Regions from separate parts of the Homo sapiens genome. Here regions 2, 3, 4 and 5 are each linked to region 1. Evidence: read pairs that join two places in POLR2A ChIA-PET (ENCODE). Cell type or tissue: HepG2. All regions are shown on one strand.

Evidence for each region. ChIA-PET counts read pairs that join two places held together with the same protein. Peaks named below come from ENCODE experiments on the same cell type or tissue, not always from the same donor. Only the 100,000 strongest peaks of a DNase experiment are listed, where the experiment ranks them.
Region 2: POLR2A ChIA-PET joins it to region 1 with 13 read pairs; 27 of 35 experiments call an interaction of 5 or more read pairs at or near these places.
Region 3: POLR2A ChIA-PET joins it to region 1 with 20 read pairs; 31 of 35 experiments call an interaction of 5 or more read pairs at or near these places.
Region 4: POLR2A ChIA-PET joins it to region 1 with 11 read pairs; 35 of 35 experiments call an interaction of 5 or more read pairs at or near these places.
Region 5: POLR2A ChIA-PET joins it to region 1 with 10 read pairs; 8 of 35 experiments call an interaction of 5 or more read pairs at or near these places.

Annotation. Positions count from the first base shown.
Region 1 is chr10:72,319,004-72,323,003 of GRCh38, reverse strand. No RefSeq gene overlaps it. Among named protein-coding and RNA genes, the nearest start is that of DNAJB12, 34 kb to the left of the region's middle. RefSeq lists enhancers at 125-174, 137-1,336, 1,770-2,189, 1,939-2,233, 3,870-3,919 and silencers at 179-473, 2,960-3,519. In HepG2, no CTCF peak of the experiment used is centred here; DNase peaks (open chromatin) are centred at 2,083, 2,847, 3,373 and 3,860; H3K4me3 peaks cover 2,367 bases.
Region 2 is chr10:72,247,033-72,251,032 of GRCh38, reverse strand. No RefSeq gene overlaps it. Among named protein-coding and RNA genes, the nearest start is that of DDIT4-AS1, 25 kb to the left of the region's middle. RefSeq lists enhancers at 1,862-1,961, 1,430-1,996, 1,997-2,565, 2,566-3,133. In HepG2, no CTCF peak of the experiment used is centred here; DNase peaks (open chromatin) are centred at 130 and 2,062; H3K4me3 peaks cover 1,138 bases.
Region 3 is chr10:72,253,747-72,257,746 of GRCh38, reverse strand. No RefSeq gene overlaps it. Among named protein-coding and RNA genes, the nearest start is that of DDIT4-AS1, 18 kb to the left of the region's middle. RefSeq lists enhancers at 2,322-2,616, 2,503-2,742. In HepG2, no CTCF peak of the experiment used is centred here; a DNase peak (open chromatin) is centred at 2,485; H3K4me3 peaks cover 748 bases.
Region 4 is chr10:72,262,129-72,266,128 of GRCh38, reverse strand. No RefSeq gene overlaps it. Among named protein-coding and RNA genes, the nearest start is that of DDIT4-AS1, 9.6 kb to the left of the region's middle. In HepG2, no CTCF peak of the experiment used is centred here; a DNase peak (open chromatin) is centred at 2,338.
Region 5 is chr10:72,029,370-72,033,369 of GRCh38, reverse strand. No RefSeq gene overlaps it. Among named protein-coding and RNA genes, the nearest start is that of SPOCK2, 57 kb to the left of the region's middle. In HepG2, no CTCF peak of the experiment used is centred here; DNase peaks (open chromatin) are centred at 2,389 and 3,779; H3K4me3 peaks cover 1,942 bases.

The sequences.
Region 1 (4,000 bases):
CAAAGACAGGGTGGGGCCACAGGCAGTCCCCTTCGCCTGTCTGGCTCCCTCAGACTGGGCTGAGGCCGGCCACAGGCCCACAGTGCAGTCCGAGGCCTGATGAGGTCTGCTGAGTTGAGCAGAGGCTCCACAGTCCATCAGAGACCCAGGCCTGTTAGGTCCTGTGAGATGGAGAATGGAGGAGCCCAAGAAAGGCCCTGGGCTCCATCCCAGCCCTGTGTTGTCCCCAGGTTGGGGCAGGCCTGAGGTGATCCCAGGAAGGCAACCCCAGCGTAGGAACCAGGCCTGCCCGGGGCCCACTGAGGCTGCCTCTACCTGTCTGGGCTTGAGGTGAGTCACTTCCTCCCTCAGCTGGTATGTGATGGGGAGGGGAGGGTTGGGGAGGGGACAGCATCTAAAAATAGCAGGGCCTAGACTGGTGGAAGATGCCCGAAGAGCTTCCCCTTGGACCAGGGAGGACCTGGCTTCCCATGGAACCGCCATCAGCCACAGCCCCCACCAGGCCCTGCGTTAGGCCAGGGAGGGAGATGGCCAAGACCTCCCCCACCCTTGCTTCTCAGGCTCAGAGCCCCCTTGAAGGCTGAGTCTCAGGAGCAGCGCCGGATGGGGTAGGAGCTTGGAGAGAGAAGGCCTCCAGCAGACAGTACTCGTTCATTCCCCTCCCTGTGCACGCACACAGATGCACGCACACAGAGACACAGGCACGTACCCTCGCCCAGCCCGGCTTCATGAGTCATCTCCCTCATGCCAGGACTCATCTCCCTGGTCAGCAGGGTGGACTGAGGACCCACTGTGTGCTTGAGCCACACCCTGGAAGACAAGGAAGCCATGCTCATGACCGTCCCTGGCCTCGGGGACTCCACATCATAAGAGGCCACTCAGGAAAGAGGAGAACACCCAGGGCAAAAGCAAGAGGCAGGCAGGGGGTGTGTGGTGGATGAGCTGGAGTCCGGAAGACCTGGTTTCAAATCCTGGCACTCACCCTTTCTAGCCATGTGACCAGACAAGCTATTTGACTTCTCCTGCCTCCGCTTCCATCTATATAATGGATGCCACGTATGGCCCTCGTCATATGTCAAATACAATCATGCATATAAAGTCCCCAAGCAAACAGAGCTCTTGCCATCAAAGCTTATGGTATCAGGCTAGAAACCTTGGGGGCGGGGGCACTTTGAATATGTCAGTAGACCTTTCTATCCCAAGGACTTACTGTGACATTCCACCTGGCCCCACCTGTGATAGGGAAAGGGGGAGGGGAGGGGAGGGAGAGGAGCTGCCGCTCACAACAGTGCTGGCCTCTACTGTGAACACTTGATATCGTTCTCATTTTCCCCCAGCCTCACAACAGCTTTACAAAGTAGGCATCGCTATCCCCATTTCACAAGTGGAAAAATGGAGACCCAAAAACATTCAATCACCTGCCCAAGGTCATGCAGCTGGCCTGGGGCAGACGCCAGACTGGGGCCCAGATCTGAGTGTGATCTCCTTGTGCACTGTGGGATGAGGCGGGGTCTGTCATGCCTGGGGTCGGCTGAGGGTGCAGGGGTCTCTGACTCTTTTGGGAGGAGCCCCTAGAACCCCCTGCCTGAGGTGACTATGGAATATGCTGAGCCTTTGGCCAGGGCTGCCTTCCTCCTGTCTGGTCCCACCTCCCCCACCCGGACCCCCCCGGCCAGCCCTCAGACCCCTCCCAGAAACACGGAAGGGCTCCACTCCCTCTGGGAGTTACCACCTTCACTTCCAACTTCAGCTAGGTGAGGGAGGTACTGCAACCCCTGAGTGACAGAAAAGGCAGCCGGATCAGAGGGGTCAGGAACCTGCTGTCATGCTCGCAGAGCTGGGGAAGCAGAGCCTGGACAGAGCCCCAGCTGCTCAGACTCCTAAGCTGCCAGTCTGGATCCCACACCCCGGCTGTCGGGTAGGGTTGGGGACTTCTCTGCTCCCCCTGCTCCTCACGCTTCCCGGAGCCATCCCTGTTTGTACCGGCTGGGGTTACATGCAAAGTGCAAGCCTTGCATCAGCCAGATGGGCCCCGCTCTAGTAAGAGCTGCTTTCTGCCTCTCTGCGCCTTCCCCACCGTTATCTGACTCATCCCCTGACAGTCCCAGGAGACTAGAGAGAAGCCAGGCCTCTTATCCCTATTGCACAGATGGAGGGACTGAGAGAGGAAGTGACCTACTCCAGTGACTCAGGGCAGCAACCCAGGCTGAGGAGGCCACAGGTGTAGCTGGTGTGGCCTGGGGAAAGTTCCCGGGTGCCACACAGCCAGATAAGCAGTTTTTAATGCCTCACAGCAGGCACAAATATCAACCGATGTGTGTCAAATGAACGAAGGAATATTGCAGGCCCTGGGTGAAAGATGAGGGGTGATATTGAGGAAAAAATAAATATGATACAGGGAAGGAAAAAAGAAGCCGGAAACCCAGACATGCCCCAGTTGCAGCCTGTGAGCCCAGCTGGCTTTGTAGCTCCCAGTTCCCTTCTCTTTAAGAATCTTCATGGCTATCACTTACTGGGTGAGTGCTAGTGACTCTGATATAACACTTTGTAGCCTTTTTTTTTTTTTTTTGAGACCAGGTCTCACACTGTCGCACAGGCTGGAGTGCAGTGGCGTGATCTTGGCTCACTGCAGCCTTGACTTCCTGGGCTCAAGGGATCCTCCCACCTTGGCCTCCCAAAGTGCTGGTATTACAGGAGTGAGCCACCACACCCGCCCCTATAGCCTCTATCTTATTTCATCCTGACAACAACCCAGTGATGCTATCATCCTCCCCATTTAACAGATGAGTTATCTGAGGCTCAGAGAGGTTACACAGTTCTTGCTCCAGCCGGCACGGGACCACATTCCAGGGGCTGACTTGCAACTGCTCTCCAAACCCGGCAGGGCAGATGTGCCCCTGCGCGTGCGATACCCACGTGGGGCTGCCCAGGTGTGTCTGCGGGTTGGCACCAGCTCCTGGTATCTGTCAGAGCAGTGAGGGGGTGGTGCGACAGGAGCGGAACCGAACGCCAGTGGCCGGGATGGATAATGAGCCAGGGCGCCTGGGCTGCAAGGGGGCTTGGGCACGCGGGCCTACCCGTGTGCGCAGGCCCTGGGCGCCCCCCGCACCGGGCGCCCTCCCCGAAACCCAGCCACGACTGCGGAACTGGGGGCGGGGCCAATGCTGGAGGCAGGGCCCGCCGGCGCCGGGCTCCCACCCCCCAGCGCCCGCTGACAACCCGCGGCGCGTTGCCAGCGATTGCCCCATCAGGCCGCATCCGCTTTCGCAGCCCTGCACGTTGTGCACACAGCGCGCCGGCCTGGGCGGGGCTGCTTGTCCCCGGCCCCCTGCCCCCCACCCGCGGCCCTCGCCCGGCTGCCTTCTGCCCCGGCTGAGACCCGGGCCAGACTGAGTCCCTAGCGGCCCATTACCCCGCCGGGCTCGTCCCAGACACCTTTGATGGCTGCCCTTTGCCCCGTCTGGTCTGAGCGGACAAACGAGGGAAATTGAGTAAGCCAGCTCAGCAAGACAGGAAACTCCTGGCCGCTTTGTTACTCATGATTTTCAGCAACTTGGGGAGTGGGGGGCAGGGGAGGGGAGTCCTAGGGGAATTTCTGTAGTTCAAGAAGTTTGGGGGCTCCAGGACTGGGAGTGCCCTCGGGGAGGTCTACCTCCCGGGGCAGGTCTATTTCCCAGGCCAGGTACCGTAGTTGGCACTAGTAAGTAAGTGCTCCACAAATTCGTGTTAACATGCATTTTCAAGAATGCAATTTATTTAATTTTCAAGTCTTCAGTCCCAGCTACTCCGTAGGCTGAGGCGGGAGGACCCCTTTAGCCCAGGAGGTCAAGGCTGCAGTGAGCTACGATCTTGCCACTGCATTCCAGCCTGGGTGACATAGCTAGACTGGTCTCAAAAAAAAAAAAAAAAAAAGGCATTTTCTCACCTACCTGCTTTGAGTGCCTGCCAGAAAGAATCTCCAGGTGAAAGGGGACAGGTTTAGGGCTGGAGCTGAAGGCTG
Region 2 (4,000 bases), 72 kb after region 1:
AGTCCCCTCTCCTCTGCTGGCCCACTGATCCTTGGCTATGGGACCCAGCATATGCCTCTGAGTTCCAGGACCTTACACAGCACAGAAGAATCCAGAGGCTGATGTGGCTGCTGCATAGAGGCTTATGGCAGCAGATCAGCAGTTGAGGGAGTTCATGCAGAGGGCAGACTCTCCTGGCTCTGAGCAGGCCAGGGCGGGACTCAGGCTCAGGCTCCTCTGGACAGCTCTGGGCCCACCTGCCTGAGCTTTTATCTATTTCAGAGAATCATTAAGAAAGTACCAACCAGGTGTGGTGGCTCACACCTTGTAATCCCAGCACTTTGGGAGGCTGAGGTGGGAGGAAGGCTTGAGTCCAGGAGTTCAATACCAGCCTGGGCAACACAGTGAGATCTGTCTCTACAACAATAACAACAACAAAATAAGAGAATTGGCTGCGCATGGTGGCTTATGCCTGTAATCCTAACACTTTGGGAGGCTAAGGCGGGCAGATCACAAGGTGAGGAGTTCGAGACCAGCCTGGCCAATATGGTGAAACCCCCGTCTCTACTAAAAATACAAAAATTAGCCAGGCGTGGTGACGCATGCCTGTAGTCTCACCTACTCGGGAGGCTGAGGCAGAAGAACTGCTTGAGCCCGGGAGGTGGAGGTTGCAGTGAGCCGAGATTGCACCACTGCACTCCAGCCTGGGCGACAGAAAGAGACTCCGTCTCAAAAAAAAAAAAAAAAAAAAAATTAGCGGGGCTTGGTGGTGCAAACCTGTAGTCCCAGCTACTCAGGAGGATGAGGCAGGAGGATCAATTGATCCAGGGAGGTTGAAGCTGCAATGAGCCAAGATCACGCCACTGCACACTCCAGCCTGGGCGACAGAATGAGACCCTGTCTCAAGCAAACAAAAAATAAAAAAGAGAAAGCATCTATTCTCAAAATCACCTGGAGAGAAACTTTGAGAGAAAATGCTCACATTCATTGCAAGAGTTTGAAATAATGCCTCAAAATCAGTTATCCCGAAGTGACATGAGACCTGCATCCAAGAACCTTTAATAAATAGTGGCAGCCAGGCATGGTGGCTCACGCCTGTCATCTCAGCACTTTGGGAGGCTGAGGCAGGTGGATCACCTGAGGTCAGGTGTTCAAGATCAGCCTGGCCAACATGGTGAAACCCTGTCTCTACTAAAAATACAAAAATTAGCCCGGTGTGGTGGTGGGTGCCTATAATCCCAGCTACTCGGGAGGCTAAAGCAGGAGAACTGCTTAAACCCGGGAGGCAGAGGTTGCGGTGAGCCGAGATCATGCCACTGCACTCCAGCCTGGGCAACAAGAGCAAAACTCCATTTCAAAAATAAATAAATAAATAAATAAATAAATAAATAAATAAATAAATAAATAAATAAATACTGGCATAGGCCAGGCACATAGTGGCTTATGTCTTAATCCCAACATTTTGGGTAGCCGAGGCGGGAGGGTTGCTTGAGCCCAGGAGTTCGAGACCAGCCTGGGCAACATAATGAGACCCTGTCTCTACAAAAAATACAAAAATGAGCCAGGGGTGGTGGTGCGTGCCTGTAGTCCCAGCTGCTCAGGAGGCTGAGGTTCACTTGAGGCCCGGAGTTGGAAGCTGCAGTGAGCTATGAACGCACCACTGCATTCCAACCTGGGTGGAAGTGAAACCCCCCTTTCTAAAATAAATAAATAAAAATAAATACTGATGTTGGTTGTTCCTCTCAGTTTCCCTGAACCTCAGTTTTGTCATCTGAAGGATGTTTTGTTATGAGGGATATGAAACGCGACTGTGTGATGGCACCCGGCACGCTGAAGATGCTTTGGAAATGCGGGATGGGTCAGAATCTTAAGTGCTCGGAGTCTGGTGGCCGGGGGCCTCACCCAGCAGGAGGACACAATGGAGACAGCCTCCCTGGGTCATACAGTGGGCTGCACGCAGGTGCAGGCAGGGGAGCCAGGCCTGAGGCTAGGTAAGAGGCAGCACTAGGACCCAGGGGCCACGTATGCAGCAGGCTCCGCCGGATAAGTTCTCAGCCAGAACACAATGTTCTCAGTGTACCCACAGGAAACCCTGAAGAAGAGAACTGCACATGGCCTCTGCTGGGTGTGTTCTGGTCACAGCCTTTTATTCTTTTTCCTAACCTCAGTCCCCACTTTCACATCCTGTAACCTGCATTGCTGCCCCACCCCACCCTGCTGGGCTGGTCCCAGGTCCCAGGAGAGCAACCAATGCAGGAAGTCCAAGGCCTGGCCAGGTTTTACCATTTTCAAATAAGACCCGTTTGCCTCTAACCCTGGTTTCCTGAATCGCAACCCTTTGTGATGGAAACTTGCTTTTTACAGTGCAGAAGGCAGACACTGGGGACAAAGTTGTATTTCTGCCATGGCAAGGATCTTGGCCCACAGGCAAAGGAAACAGCTGATGCCTCATACCACCACCTCCCTTCCTCTCTGAAGGCCGGGTCCCACCTGGGACAGGGGAGGGCCTCCGTCGCTGCTGCCTGAATCAGAGGGAACTTGGAGCTGCCTGGGGGATCAGCGCCAAGTTTGGAGCAGAACATCCTATGATGTGGTTCCTAGTTTTTATTTCCACGAATGCTATAATATGTTGTCCCACCGAGCTATTTTTATTGAATGGAAAAAAAAAAAAAAGCAAACCTCTGCAAAACCAGCAGTCCTCTGTTAGACGGAAGGACAAGGTGAACTTTTCACTTCCTTCCCTGCAGCCTATCAACTCAGTCCGTGGTTTGGTGTCACCCACACTCTGTGCTATATTCAATCTCAATTTTTGCCTCCTTGTTTTTGAAGCTGCAGGAGCAAGGCTCTAAACCTATGTTTCTCCTGCTAGTTGCATGAGGCTTTTAGAAGTGCCTTTTTGGTGAATTCTCACAACAGCAAAATAGAGATCTATCAGCTGCTTGCCAGCTGCAGGCAAAGGTGGGTCTGAAGAGAGTGAACAAGGAGGGGAACCTTGAGAAACCCAGCACAATCCCAGCCAACTTCTGGCAAACTGCACTGTTGGGAGCTCCGCACAGGCTGCATTCCTGCCACGTTAATGAGAGGCCTGGCCATTGAAAATAAGACCCAAGCCGGAGGGGGTGGCTCATGCCTGTAATCCCAGCACTTTGGGAGGCTGAGGCAGACGGAGGACCTGATGTCGGGAGTTTGAGACCAGCCTGACCAACATAGAGAAACCCCATCTCTACTAAAAAAATGCAAAAATTAGCTGGGCATGGTGGTGCATGCCCGTAATCCCAGCTACTCGGGAGGCTGAGGCAGGAAAATCGCTTGAACCCGGGAGGCGGAGGTTGCAGTGAGCCGAGATCACACCACTGCCCTCCAGCCTGGGCAAGAAGAGTGAAACTCCGTCTCAAAGAAAATAAGACCCAGTGCCTCTATGAAGCTCCATGAATAAGGCTCCTTCTACCCTGGCATTGCAGAGTCCCTTTCCAGATGTTGGTTGGTAAAAGGGTTTTCATGTGTCCTAGGCCTGTAGATTCAACTGGGTGCTTCCTAGACTGGCCCAAGCTCAGGGATTCCCTTCTTGGAGAAGAGGTTTCCAAAAGCAGGCAATACTGCTACTCCTGGGGAAGTCTGCTGAAGGCTGGGGGCCCCAAAAGACCTGTGTTCCGATCTTGGTTTTGTCAACTTGATGGAGCCTGTGCAAATCACTTTCCCACTCAAATATTTTCATAACTTTGTCAATAAAAATAACAGCTGGAGGCTGAGCACGGTGGCTCACACCTGTAATCTCAGCATTTTGGTAGACTGAGGAGGGGGGATTACTTGAGGTCAGGAGTTCGAGACCAGTCTGGCCAACATGGTGAAACCCCATCTCTACTAACAACACAAAAATTAGCCAGGTGTGGTGACACATACCTGTAATCCCAGCTACTTGGGAGGCTGAGGCAGGAGAATTACTTGAACTTGGGAGGCAGAGGTTGCAGTGGGCTGAGGTAACGCCCCTGGACTCCAGCCTGGGCGACAGAGCGAGACTCCA
Region 3 (4,000 bases), 65 kb after region 1:
CCCGAGTAGCTGGAATTACAGGCACGTGCCACCATGCCCATCTAATTTTTGTATTTTTAGTAGAGACAGGGGTTTCACCATGTTGGCCAAGCTGGTCTCAAGCTCCTGGTCCCTAATAATCCAACTACCTCAGCCTCCCAAAGTGCTGGGATTACAGTCATGAGCCACCGCACCCAGCTGTCTTATATAAATCTTTAAATACCCTCTGCCACCACCACTATAATTCCCCCCAACACACCCACACACACCCCTGTCCCAGTGTTGGGATATATACAGTATATACTCAACAAGTGTTTGACCCAGAATTGAATGGAACTGGAGCCCACATGTGACTCAAGGTCAGTGTGGAATCAGCAAGAAATCTCCCTGACCCCTCCCAGGCGGTGGGGAACTCTACTCCCTCTGAACTCAGCCAGCACTTATTATTGTCACAGAAAGTTAAAACTGAAAGGGGGATTCCCCTTCTTGTACATTTGAGGAGAATAAAGGGGAAGTGTCCAGAATCTGGTTCCAGTGTGGGAACCAGATCCCACAGTCTGCTGGTATCTCTCCACTGCAGCTTGTTACCTCTTCAGAGGGGGCTTCCCCGGTTGCCTGCAATCCCTTCTTCTCTCCTGCTGTTTCCTTTCAAACCACTAATTCCCTTTGTAATCATTCATTCATCTATCTCTGTGGATGTCCAATGCCTGACTTTCCCAATACACTGCAAGCTCTAAGAGGCCAGGGTTTGTATCTATTTTGTCCTGGATCTCCTGGTGCCCTGCACAAAAAGCCCAGCCCACAGAGTTTCCAATAATAATATATGAAAAAAAAAAAAAAGAATGAGGCCAGGCGTGGTGGCTCACACCTGTAATCCCAGCACTTTGGGAGGCAGAGGTGGGTGAATCACCTGAGGTCAGGAGTTCAAGACCAGCCTGGCCAACATGGCAAAACCCTGTCTCTACTAAAAAAATACAAAAATTATCTGGGCGTGGTGGTGCACACCTGTAATCCCAGTTACTTGGGAGGCTGAGGCAGGAGAATCGCTTCAACCTGGGAGGCAGAGGTTGCGGTGAGCCAAGATCGTTCCACTGCACTCCAGCCTGGGTGAGAGAGTGAGACTGTGTCTCAAAAAAAAAAAAAAAAAAAAAAGAATGAGTATCCGTATGGCCTGCGAACCTCCATACATTTCCCCAGGGCAGTGCTGAGACTGGCTCAGAAAGTGCTGAGTTGACGTGTCTGGAGAGTTCCTTGCCAGGAGCTCCAAGGCAACACCTGGTCTTGAGCAGCTTAAGGTATATGGGGGCAATAGACACCTAGTGAATAACCCTACCACCAGGAAGAGGTTTATACTGGGGATGACAAATCAGATTGGGGATTGGAATCTAGCAGTGGTGTGGAGGGCAGATTGGAGGTTGGAGACCTAAGGCAGGGAAACAATTAGGTCATGATTGCAAAAACTGAAAACCACCTAAGTGTCTCTGGTAGGAAAACAGTTAAATAAATTACAGTACATCCCAATCATGGGAAATTATGTGGGTGTTAAAAAGAGGGAGGTAGATTTTGGAAAGATGTCCAAGATCTGCTGTGAGGTGACAGGAACAGGTTGCAGAACAATTTGTACAGTATAATCCCAGGCTGAGGGGAGACAAAAGAGGACACTCCTCTGCAGATACACACTTTTAAACATGCTGAGAAAACATCTAGAAGGATGCTGGAGAAGCTGTTGAAGAGGGATAAAAAAGTTTTTTCTTTTTCTTTTTTTTCTTTTTTTTAAGACAGAGAGAGTCTCACTCTGTTGCCCAGGTTGGAGTGCAGTGGCGTGATCTCGGCTCACTGCAACCTCTGCCTCCTGGGTTCAAGCGATTCACCTGCCTCAGTCTCCCAAGTAGCTGGAATTACAGGCTTGTGCCACCACACCCGGCTAATTTTTGTATTTTTAGTAGAGATGGGGTTTTGCCATGTTGGCTAGGCTAGTCTCGAACCCCTGACCTCAGGTGATCTGCCCACCTCAGCCTCCCCAAGTGCTAGGATTATGGGCGTGAGACACCGTGCCCAGCCTACTTTTTCTTTCTACACCTTTTACACTGGTAGATTTTTACCATGAGCTTATATTCTTTTCACAAGAATTTTTTTTTTGCTATGGCAGGATTGGGGGTGATGGGTAAGGAGGTGGGGTGGGGGCTGGACAACTGAGACCCAGTGAGCAGTGCCAGGGAGGGAGGCCTATTGACAGATGGACAGGACTGGAACCAGGGAGGAGGCTACAGGGCCATGGCACCTGGGGGGTGGACCGGGGGAAGCACAGTGCCGTGTAGGGGGCCTCACTCAAGGTGATTGATCTCCACAGTGCCAGTGACCCTAGGCAAGGGACAACAAGCCCATGGCCAGGAAACCCTGAATTTGGGGAACAAGGGCAAGGAAAGGAAGTAGGTCGAACTTTAGGACCCTACGGATTCCTTGGCCGTTAGCACCATCCTTCGGGTACAGACCGTTCTGGCTGCAGCAGGGAAACAAACAGATGAAGGAGGGGCCAAACCCCAGCCTCCGCGGGAGGAGGTCGGCTTGCTACCAGCCCTGGTGTTCCTGGGAGCGTGCCCTGGTTCTCTGCTGGCTCTTTTGGGCTGCCCGCTAGCAGGCCAGGCTAACTTCCAGGCCTGGGGTGAGAGGCCAGGGCATCTGGCCCCTTCTGGAGGCCAAGCCCCTTCCCAGGACCCAGAGCAGAGGAAGCTAAAACAATGCTGTTCATGGAGAGATTGCAGGGGAGAGAGAGCTGGGTGGGGGCGGAGAAGGTTCTTGGCTCTTAGAAGCCAGTGAAAGCCTGCAGAAGGTCAAAGGTAGAGGAGTGCTCTGTGATTCTGAGACGGCACCTCATTTATCTCATAAACACTTGCTCTGAGCCCAAGTCCAGTGGTAATGCCCCTATGCAAAGCTGGATAAGTCGCTCAGAGGGACTCTGCCTGGGTCTTGTCTCCAGGGCCTCTCTGCAAAAGCCCCTGTGTGCCAGGAGCAGCTGAGGCCTTTTCACAGGTGTCTATTTATTATACACTAGAACCTTCTAGAAGAGGTATTCTGGTTTTTTTTTTTTTTTTTGACAGTCTTGCTCTGTCACCCACGCTGAAGTGCAGTGGCATGATCATAGCTCACTGCAGCCTCAAGCTCCTGGACTGAAGTGATCCTTTGCCTCAGCCTCCTGAGTAGCTGCGACTACAGGCATGTGCCACCATGCCTAGCTAAATTTTAAAATTTTTCTTTTGTACAGATGGGGTCTCTCTATGTTGACCAGGCTGGTTTTGAACTCCTCCTGCCTTGGTCTCCCAAACAGTTGGGATTACAGGCATGAGCCTCAATGCCTGGGCTAAAGGCGGTGTTTTTTTTTTTTTTGTTTTGTTTTTTTACAAAGCAAGAAACTGAGGCTGGTGCCTTGCGCATGATCACATCGTTAGGAAGTGATAATACTGGGATTCGAGGCCGGGTGCGGTGGCTCATGCCTGTAATTGCAGCACTTTGGGAGGCCAAGGCGGGCAGATCAACTGAGGTCAGGAGTTCGAGACCAGCCTGGCCAACATGGTGAAACCCTGTTTCTGCTAAAAATACTAAACCCTGTCTCTACTAAAAAAATACAAAAATTAGCTGGACATGGTGGCACACGCCTGTAATCCCAGCTACTTGAGAGGCTGAGGCAGGGAAATCGCTTGAACCCGGGAGACAGAGGTTGCAGTGAGCCAAATTTGCACCACTGCACTCCAACCTGGGTGACAAGAGTGAAACGCTATCTCAAAAACAAAACAAAACAAACGAACAAAAAAAACTGGGATTCGAGCCTGGGTGTGCCTATGTCCCGCTTATAATTTGGTTGCTTGGAGCTCAGAACACATTCTCCCATAGAAATTATGCTGTAAGTGGTGGTTTGGCTGCCATAATGGCCTAGCTCACCCAGGGTATAGCCGGAATTAATTCTATGTTTCAGTACGGTTGTGGATGAACCAGGCTTCTGCGGACTAGCCTGGAAACCCACGAG
Region 4 (4,000 bases), 57 kb after region 1:
TGCCTGGTTCTGCCTGGGGTCCTAGGTTTCCCAAGAAGTCATTTCCTCTGGGGAGAGGGCAGGGCAGTGGGAACCCCACAAAGGGCTAGGTTGATAAACCACCCATGCCAAGGGATAAGGGTTTTGAGAGCTGAGAGAGTAGCCTGAGGATTCTGGCAGACCTCTGTATCCCAGCAGTAGCAAAGGCACAGACAGCCTACCAGACTTCATGCAGCCCACCCGTCTCCAGCCCGCGTGGTCAAATGAGTTGTCCTAGGGACCCAGCCAGGCCTGGAACCTCGTCCTTCTGACTCCGGCACTGTCTCTTTTCTCCTCACCTGTCCCACTGACTGTCAGTAAGGAATCCCATCCACTTAGAGGCCAGGTTTCTGCCAGCCATTACTAAGATCCCTCTCCAATCCTAGGTTCTGAATCCTTATGAGGAGAGAAAGCAATGAAGTGCAGGGAGGGCTAGGCAACCCCCTCTCTCTAGTGAGTCTCTTAAACCTCGGCTAGCTCAGGCCCTGTGGAGTGAGAGGATAGGAGTCAGCAGACCTTAGTTGCAGGCTGTTTGGCCACTAAGGATGGATCGGAGTCTGGGCTGTGGCCCAGAAGCAGCCCCCAGGAAGCATACCATGTCTTTGAAGCCCAGAATTTTTATTACAAATAACACAATTTTGCATTTTATTATATATTTTATCTGTGTTAATTTCAGTAGCAAATGTTTAGATTACTTACTAGTTAAATTACTTAATTTCTCCCTCCAAAAAAAGAAAAAAACTTTTTTTTTCTTTTTTGAGACAGAGTCTCGCTCTGTCCTCCTGGCTGGAGTGCAGTGCCGATATCTCAGCTCACTGCAACCTCTGCCTCCCAGGTTCAAGAGATTCTCCTGCCGCAGCCTCACGGGTAGCTGGGATTACAGGCATGCGCCACCACGCCTGGCTAATTTTTTTATTTTTAGTAGAGACGGGGTTTTGCCATGTTGGCCAGGCTGGTCTCTATCTCCTAGCCTCAAGTAATCTGCCTGCCTCGGCCTCCCAAAGTGCTGGGATTACAAGCGTGAGTAACCAAGCCCGGCCTTCATACCTCAGTTTTGAAAACACGGAACTAGAGAATCTCAAAGACCTCTTCAACCTCTACAAGGATCATAGCAAAGGAGAAAGATATAATACATTCCATGGAGCTGCTTTCCCCCAAACCCCAGTCCTAGCCCATAGGACTCTCTGCAGGAGGCCTGCCAGAGAAGGTAGAAATAGGCATTTCAGCCATTTCAGTGCTTTTGCCTTTTGAGGGCTTCCAATTGGTTTACAATATGGAAATATTGTTGATATCCATATAACAAAGGGGGAAGCAGGGATGGGGGTTTTTCCACCAGCCTAGGGAGTATATGACAGGGGATGACAGAGATGATCAGGACCTGCCACAGTTGGGAAAGCCCAAACCCAGGCTCATCATTTGTCTGGACAGCAAAATGAGCTCACTCTATTGTTGTTGTTTTTCCTTCTAGAGAAGAAAGGAGACCAGGAGGACCTGTCTAGCCTCTGCGTTTCCCAAAGGGCTGGGGTGAGTAGAGCTAGATCAGCAGAGAGAAGGGTCAGCCTTCTCACTGTCAGGATTCTTCTGTCAGTAGAATGAACCTTAAAATCTTTCTTTTTTTCTTTTCTTTTGAGATGGAGTTTCGCTCTTGTCGCCCAGGCTGGAGTGCAATGGCGCAATCTTGGCTCACCGCAACCTCCGCCTCCCAGGTTCAAGCGATTCTCCTGCCTCAGCCTCCTGAGTAGCTGGGATTACAGGCATGTGCCACCACACCTGGCTAACTTTTTTGTATTTTTAGTAGAGATGGGGTTTCTCCATGTTGGTCAGCCTGGTCTCAAACTCCCAACCTCAGGTGATCTGCCCGCCTCAGCCTCCCAAAGTGCTGGGATTACAGGCATGAGCTACCATGCCCGGCTAAAATCTTTTAATGTTAAGATAAGCAGGTCCTAAGAGAGTACTCCTTCCAGCCCCCAACCTCCCCCACTTTATGGACAAGGAACTGACAGGGCAGGGAGCCTTAGGAGGTTCCAGGATCTCCCTCTCTCCTGGCAGTTAGGCCCCACTCAATCCTCTGGAACTTTCTTCTCCCTGGCTTTGGTCTCCTTCATCACCCTTCTGCGATGCCTCTAACCTCACTCAGAAGTGCATTTTATCTCCAGTGGCCTTAATAGTCAAAGGCTTGGGAAACTCAAGTCTAGGCAAAAGGCAGCTGCCCAGGTCTGCATGCTGAGCCTTTCTCTGGAACACCTGGGCTGGCAGGAAATGGAAGCTGCCAGCCCACCTGGCAATTTGCCATCTCTTCACAAAGATCTTTTTTTTTTTTTGAGGTGGAGTCTCACTCTGTCACCCAGGCTGGAGTACAAGTGGTGCAATCTCAGCTTACTGCAACCTCTGCCTCCCGGCTTCAAGGGATTCACCTGCCTCAGCCTCCCGAGTAGCTGAGATTACAGGAATGCACTACCACGCCCGGTTTATTTTTGTATTTTCAACAGAGACAGGGTTTCACTACGTTGGCCAGGCTGGTCTCAAACTCTTGACCTCAGGTGATCTGCCCCCTTCAGCCTCCCAAAGTGCTGGGATTACAGGCGTGAACCACCGCACCAGCCTCCTCACAAAGATCATTGACCCTTATGGAGCGCTTCAGGATTCTAAAAACACTTGCACAGGCCTGGCACGGTGGCTCACGCCTGTAATCCCAGCACTTTGGGAGGCCAAGGCAGGCGGATCATGAGGTCAGGAGTTTGAGACCAGCCTGGCCAAAATAGTAAAACCCCATCTCTACTAAAAATAGAAAAAGTTAGCCGTGCGTGCTGGCGGGCGCCGGTAATCCCAGCTACTCGGGAGGCTGAGGCAGGAGAATCGCTTGAACCCGGGAGGTAGAGGTTGCAGTGAGCCTAGATCGCGCCACTAGACTCCAGCCTGGGCAACAGTGTGAAATTCCGTCTCAAAAAAACCAAAACAAACAAAAAAACACACTTCCATATTTTTTAGGGCTTTCATAACTTTTTTTTTTTTTAATTTTGAGATGGAGTCTTGTGTTGCCCAGGCTGGACACGATCGTGGCTCACTGCAACCTGTCTCCTGGATTTAAGCGATTCTCCTGCCTCCGCCTCCTAAGTAGCTGGGATTACAGGTGCCCGCCACCATGCCTGGCTAATATTTGTATTTTTAGTAAAGACAGGGTTTCACCATGTTGGCCAGGCTGGTCTTGAACTCCTGACCTCAGGCGATCTGCTCACCTCGGCCTCCCAAAGTGCTGGGATTACAGGTGTGAGGCACTGCACCCAGCCTTATAACTTTTTGTCTTTTTCCACATGTTCTAAAGGATTTTCATAACTTTGTTAATAAAAATAACAACTGGAGGCTGGGCATGGTGGCTCATGCCTGTAATCTCAGCACTTTGGGAGGCCAAGGTGGGCAGATCACTTGAGTCAAGGAGGTCAAGACCAGCCTGGCCAACATGGTGAAATCCCATCTCTACTAAAGAGACAAAAAGTTAGCTGGACATGGTAGAGTGTATCTGTATTCCCAGCTTCTTGGGAGGCTGAGGTGGGAAAATCACTTGAGCCCAGGGGGCTGAGGTTACAGTGAGCTGAGATTGTGCCACTGCACTCCAGCCTGGGTCAAAAAGCAAGACTCTGTCTCAAAAAAAAAAAAAAAAAAAAAAAAGACTTAGGCTGGGCAGTGGCTCACACCTGTAATTCCAGCACATGATTTGGGAAGCTGAGGCGAGTGGATCACTTGAGGCCAGGAGTTTGAGACCAGCATGGCCAACATAGTGAAACCCTGTCTCTACTAAAAATACAAAATTTACCCAGGTTTGGTGGCATGCACCTGTAATCCCAGCTACCTGGGAGGCTGAGGCAGGAGAATCACTTGAACCCGGGAAGCGGAGGTTGCGGTGAGCCAAGATCGTTCCACTGCACTCCAGCCTGGGTGATAGAGTGAGACGCTATCTCAAACAAAAACGAAACAAACCAACAAA
Region 5 (4,000 bases), 290 kb after region 1:
CCTCCTGCCTCAGCCTCCTGGGTACCTGGGACTACAGGTTCATGCCACCACTCCCAGCTAATACATTTTTTAATTTCTTTGTAGAAATGGGGTCTTGCTATGTTGCTAGGGCTGGTCTCAAACTCCTGGGCTCCAACTATCCTTCTACTTTGACCTCCCAAAGTGCCAATGTTACAGGAAAGGGGTCCCCACCCCATGTCCCAAGAGAGGGTTCTTGGATCTCGTGCAAGAAAGAATTCAGGGCAAGTCTGCGGTGCAGTGAAAGCAGGTTTATTAAGAAAGTAAAGGAATAAAAGAATGGCTACTCCATAGACAGAGCAGCCCTGAGAACTGCTGTTTGCCCATTTTTATGGTTATTTATTGATGATATGCTAAAAAAAAAAGGGGTGGATTATTCATGCCTCCCCTTTTTAGACCATATAGGGTAACTTCCTGATGTTGCCATGGCATCTGTAAACTGTCATGGCGCTGGTGGGAGTGTAGCAGTGAGGATGACCAGAGGTCACTCTCGTCACCATCTTGGTTTTGGTAGGATTTAGTGGCTTCTTTACTGCAAGCTGTTTCATCAGCTAGGTCTTTATGACCAGCATTTTGTGCTGACCTCCTGTCTCATCCTGTGACTTAGAATGTCTTAACTATCCGGAAATGCAGCCCAGTGGGTTTCAGCCTCATTTTACCCAGCTTCTATTCAAGATGGAGCTGCTCTGGTTCACATGCCTCTGACACTGGAATTACAGGTGTGAGTCACCTTGCTGGCCTCTTTTCCCTTTAGTAACAGCCAAGGGGCTGTTTCTGTGTCTTCACATGTGACAGATTCACGTGTGACACATCACTGGGCTCCGGGCTTGCGCCCAGCCTCGTCTTTCGGCCCAGTCACAGGAATAAGGTGCTCCGGGGGTTGTGAGCAGCCTCCTGGCACAGAGCAGGACAGGGTGTTGGGGGGCCAGGGAGGCTGGCAGTGGGGACTGGAAGGAGGGTCCCATGCTTTACCCCCCCACACACCCAGGGCTAAGAAGAGTGCTGCCCTGGAGTCCTGGGGCCTGAGAGGAGGGGGATTTAGTCATCACTGTTCACCCTCCCCCAGTATTCCAGAGGAATTGCAGCCATCTCTGTGGACAAGGCAGCTTGTTGTCTGTGAGCACTTTATGATTTTGAAATTCATCCCTGCCATAATTATAAATTAACATTTGGAGGGCTTTCTACATGCCAAGCTCTTTTCTAAGCCCTCCTGTCCGCCTTTTTTTGGAGTCAAGGTACCACTCTGTTGCCCAGGCTGGAGTGCAGTGGCTACATCTCAGCTCACTGCAGCCTCGATGTTCTGGGCTCAAGTGATCCTCCCGATTCAGCCTCCTAAGTAGCTGGGACTACAGGCATATGCCACCACGCCGGGCTAATTTTTAAATTTTCCATAGAAATGGGATCTCGCTAGGTTGCCCAGGTTAGTCTCCAGCTCCTGTCCTCAAATGATCCTCCTGCCTCGGCCTCCCAAAGTGCTGGGATTACAGGTGCGAGCTGCTGCATCCGGCCTCTTTTTAAGCTCTGTCTGCATTATCTCATTCAAATCTCACAACATTCACAACGTTCAGGGCTGAGAAAACTGAGGCTGTGAAAGGGACAATCACAAGCCCCAGGTTGCCCAGCCAGGGAAGCACTGTGAGCCGGGACGGGAACTCAGCTCAGGGGAACGTCAAAACTGTGTTCTTAACAACAGTCAGCCCAAACATTGGGTCCCTAAGCCCATGGCTTCAAGCTGGCCCTTCTCTGTGGGACAGTAGCAGCCCTCCCATCTGCTGATGTTTCTCTCTACCAGCCCCTCAGCATCTGGACAAGGCAGCTGACCCCTTCCACGTGCCCACATACCTTGGTAGCAGAGGGACCTCTCAGCATTTTTACTGGCTTTTCAGATTAAAAAAAAAGTTAGCCAGGTGTGGTGGTGGGCACCTCTATTTCCAGCTGCTTGGGAGGCTGACGCCCGAGAATTGCTTGAACTCGGGAGGCGGAGGCTGCAATGAGCCGAGATTGCGCCACTACACTTCAGCCTGGGCGACAGAGTGAGACTCCATCACAAAAAACCCCCAAAACAAAAAAAACAAAAACAAAAAAACTGGGAGAAGAAGGAAATGGGGAGGAGTTGAGCGGAGGCTCAGGAGAGTCAGGCAAATGAACCACAAGAAGCTGGGAGAGGGGCTGATCTTTCCATCTCCTGTGAAGGCAGCCGTGACATCCTCCACTGGAAGGATGAGTACCTGGGGCTGGAAGGGGTTGCACAACTTGCTCAAAGCCACCAGCCTTGTTCCTGACAACCTGACACCCTCACAGACCCACCATTGTCCCCCTGCCCAGAGTTCCAGCACTGCGTGGGGTGAGGCGGGAGGTGAGGCAGTGTTTGCAACAGCTCAAGGCCGCAGTCCAGGATGACCCTGCCTCCCCTTAAGCTGCCTGCCCGAGAGAACAAACACAAGGCTGCCGCCAGAACTGTTTGTTCCAGCCAAGCCCCGAAGATAGGGCCCCTGCTCCCACTCTCTGTAGGAAGATAGGAGCCTCACTCCCATGGCGCCGGTTAGCATTGGACCAAGCTCCTTCTCCCGGCTTTTTGTAATGTATCACTTTGTCCCATCCATCCTAATACACACACACACACACACACACACACACACACACACTCACAGGAGGACTGGTCAGGGTTCCCTGCACATGACCCTCATATTTTGTAGGGGAAACTGGGATTCATTTCGGATCATCCACTCTTTCCTCCCTCCTAAGACCATGTTCCTCATATTCCGCCACCTCAGACGAGGTGGGGCTCAGTCTTTGTTCAAGCCGTATTGCTTCAGCCTCATAACTTCAAGACCTTGAGCAAGTTACTTTACACCTCCAAGCCCTGGTTTCCTCATCTGCAAAGTGGGAATAATAAAATAATCTAGTTTGCAGAGTTGCTGAGAGATTGTTTTATTTTTGTTTAGTTTCTGTTTTGTTTTGCTTTTTTTGAGAAGGAGTCCCGCTCTGTTGCACAGGCTGGAATACAATGACGCAATCTCGGCTCACTGCAACCTCTGCCTCCCGGGTTCAAGTGATTCTCCTGCCTCAGCCTCCCGAGTAGCTGGGATTACAGGTGAGCACCACCAGGTTGGGCTAATTTTTGTATTTTAGTAGAGACGGGGTTTCACCATGTTGGCCAGGCTGAACTCCTGACCTTAGGTGATCCGCCCACCTCAGCCTCCCAAAGTGCTGGGATTACAGACGTGAGCCACCACGCCTGGCCAAGATTGTTTTACGTCAACAGCGAAACAGTATCTGGTACAGAGTAGGTGTTAAACAAATAATTGCTATTGTTATTTTGTTATTATCTGGTCCTCACCTCTATCCTCAAAAATAGCTCCAGTTGACTCAGTTATTCCTCTTTTATAAATCACTACCAAAACCAACACTTATCAAAACACCACTCTGTATCCCATAAATATATACAATTATTATATGTCAATTGAAAATAAAAGGGAAAAAAACCAATACAAACAAATAAAAAACACCCAGGTGTGTTTCAGCATCTCTCGTCTCCTTGGGGCACTAACTCCTTGCCACACTTCACCTGCATGAGAGCTGAGTAAGCTTCTGGAGCTTTGGAGAAAGTCTGGGGTCAGGAAATTGGGAGATGTTACTGGCACCTGAGAGGGGGAAGCTGTGAGTGGGGACAGGAGAGACTGCCCAGCTGCAGCTCAAGTCCAGAGTGGTTCAAAGGGCATGGCTGGGGGACAGAAAGCGTATACTCCCTTGCCTCCTGTACTAGTGCAGGAACTGTGAAATAGGCATTCAAATATGCAACTGGCAGGAATGTCATTTGTACAACCATTTCAGAACATTGGTTGGTAGGCTGGGATAGTGGCTCAGGCCTGTAATCTCAGTACTTTGGGAGGTTCAGGTGGGAGGACTGCTTGAGCCCAGGAGTTAGAGACCAGCCTGGGCAACATAGGGAGACCCCATGTCTATTATTTTTTAAAAACAA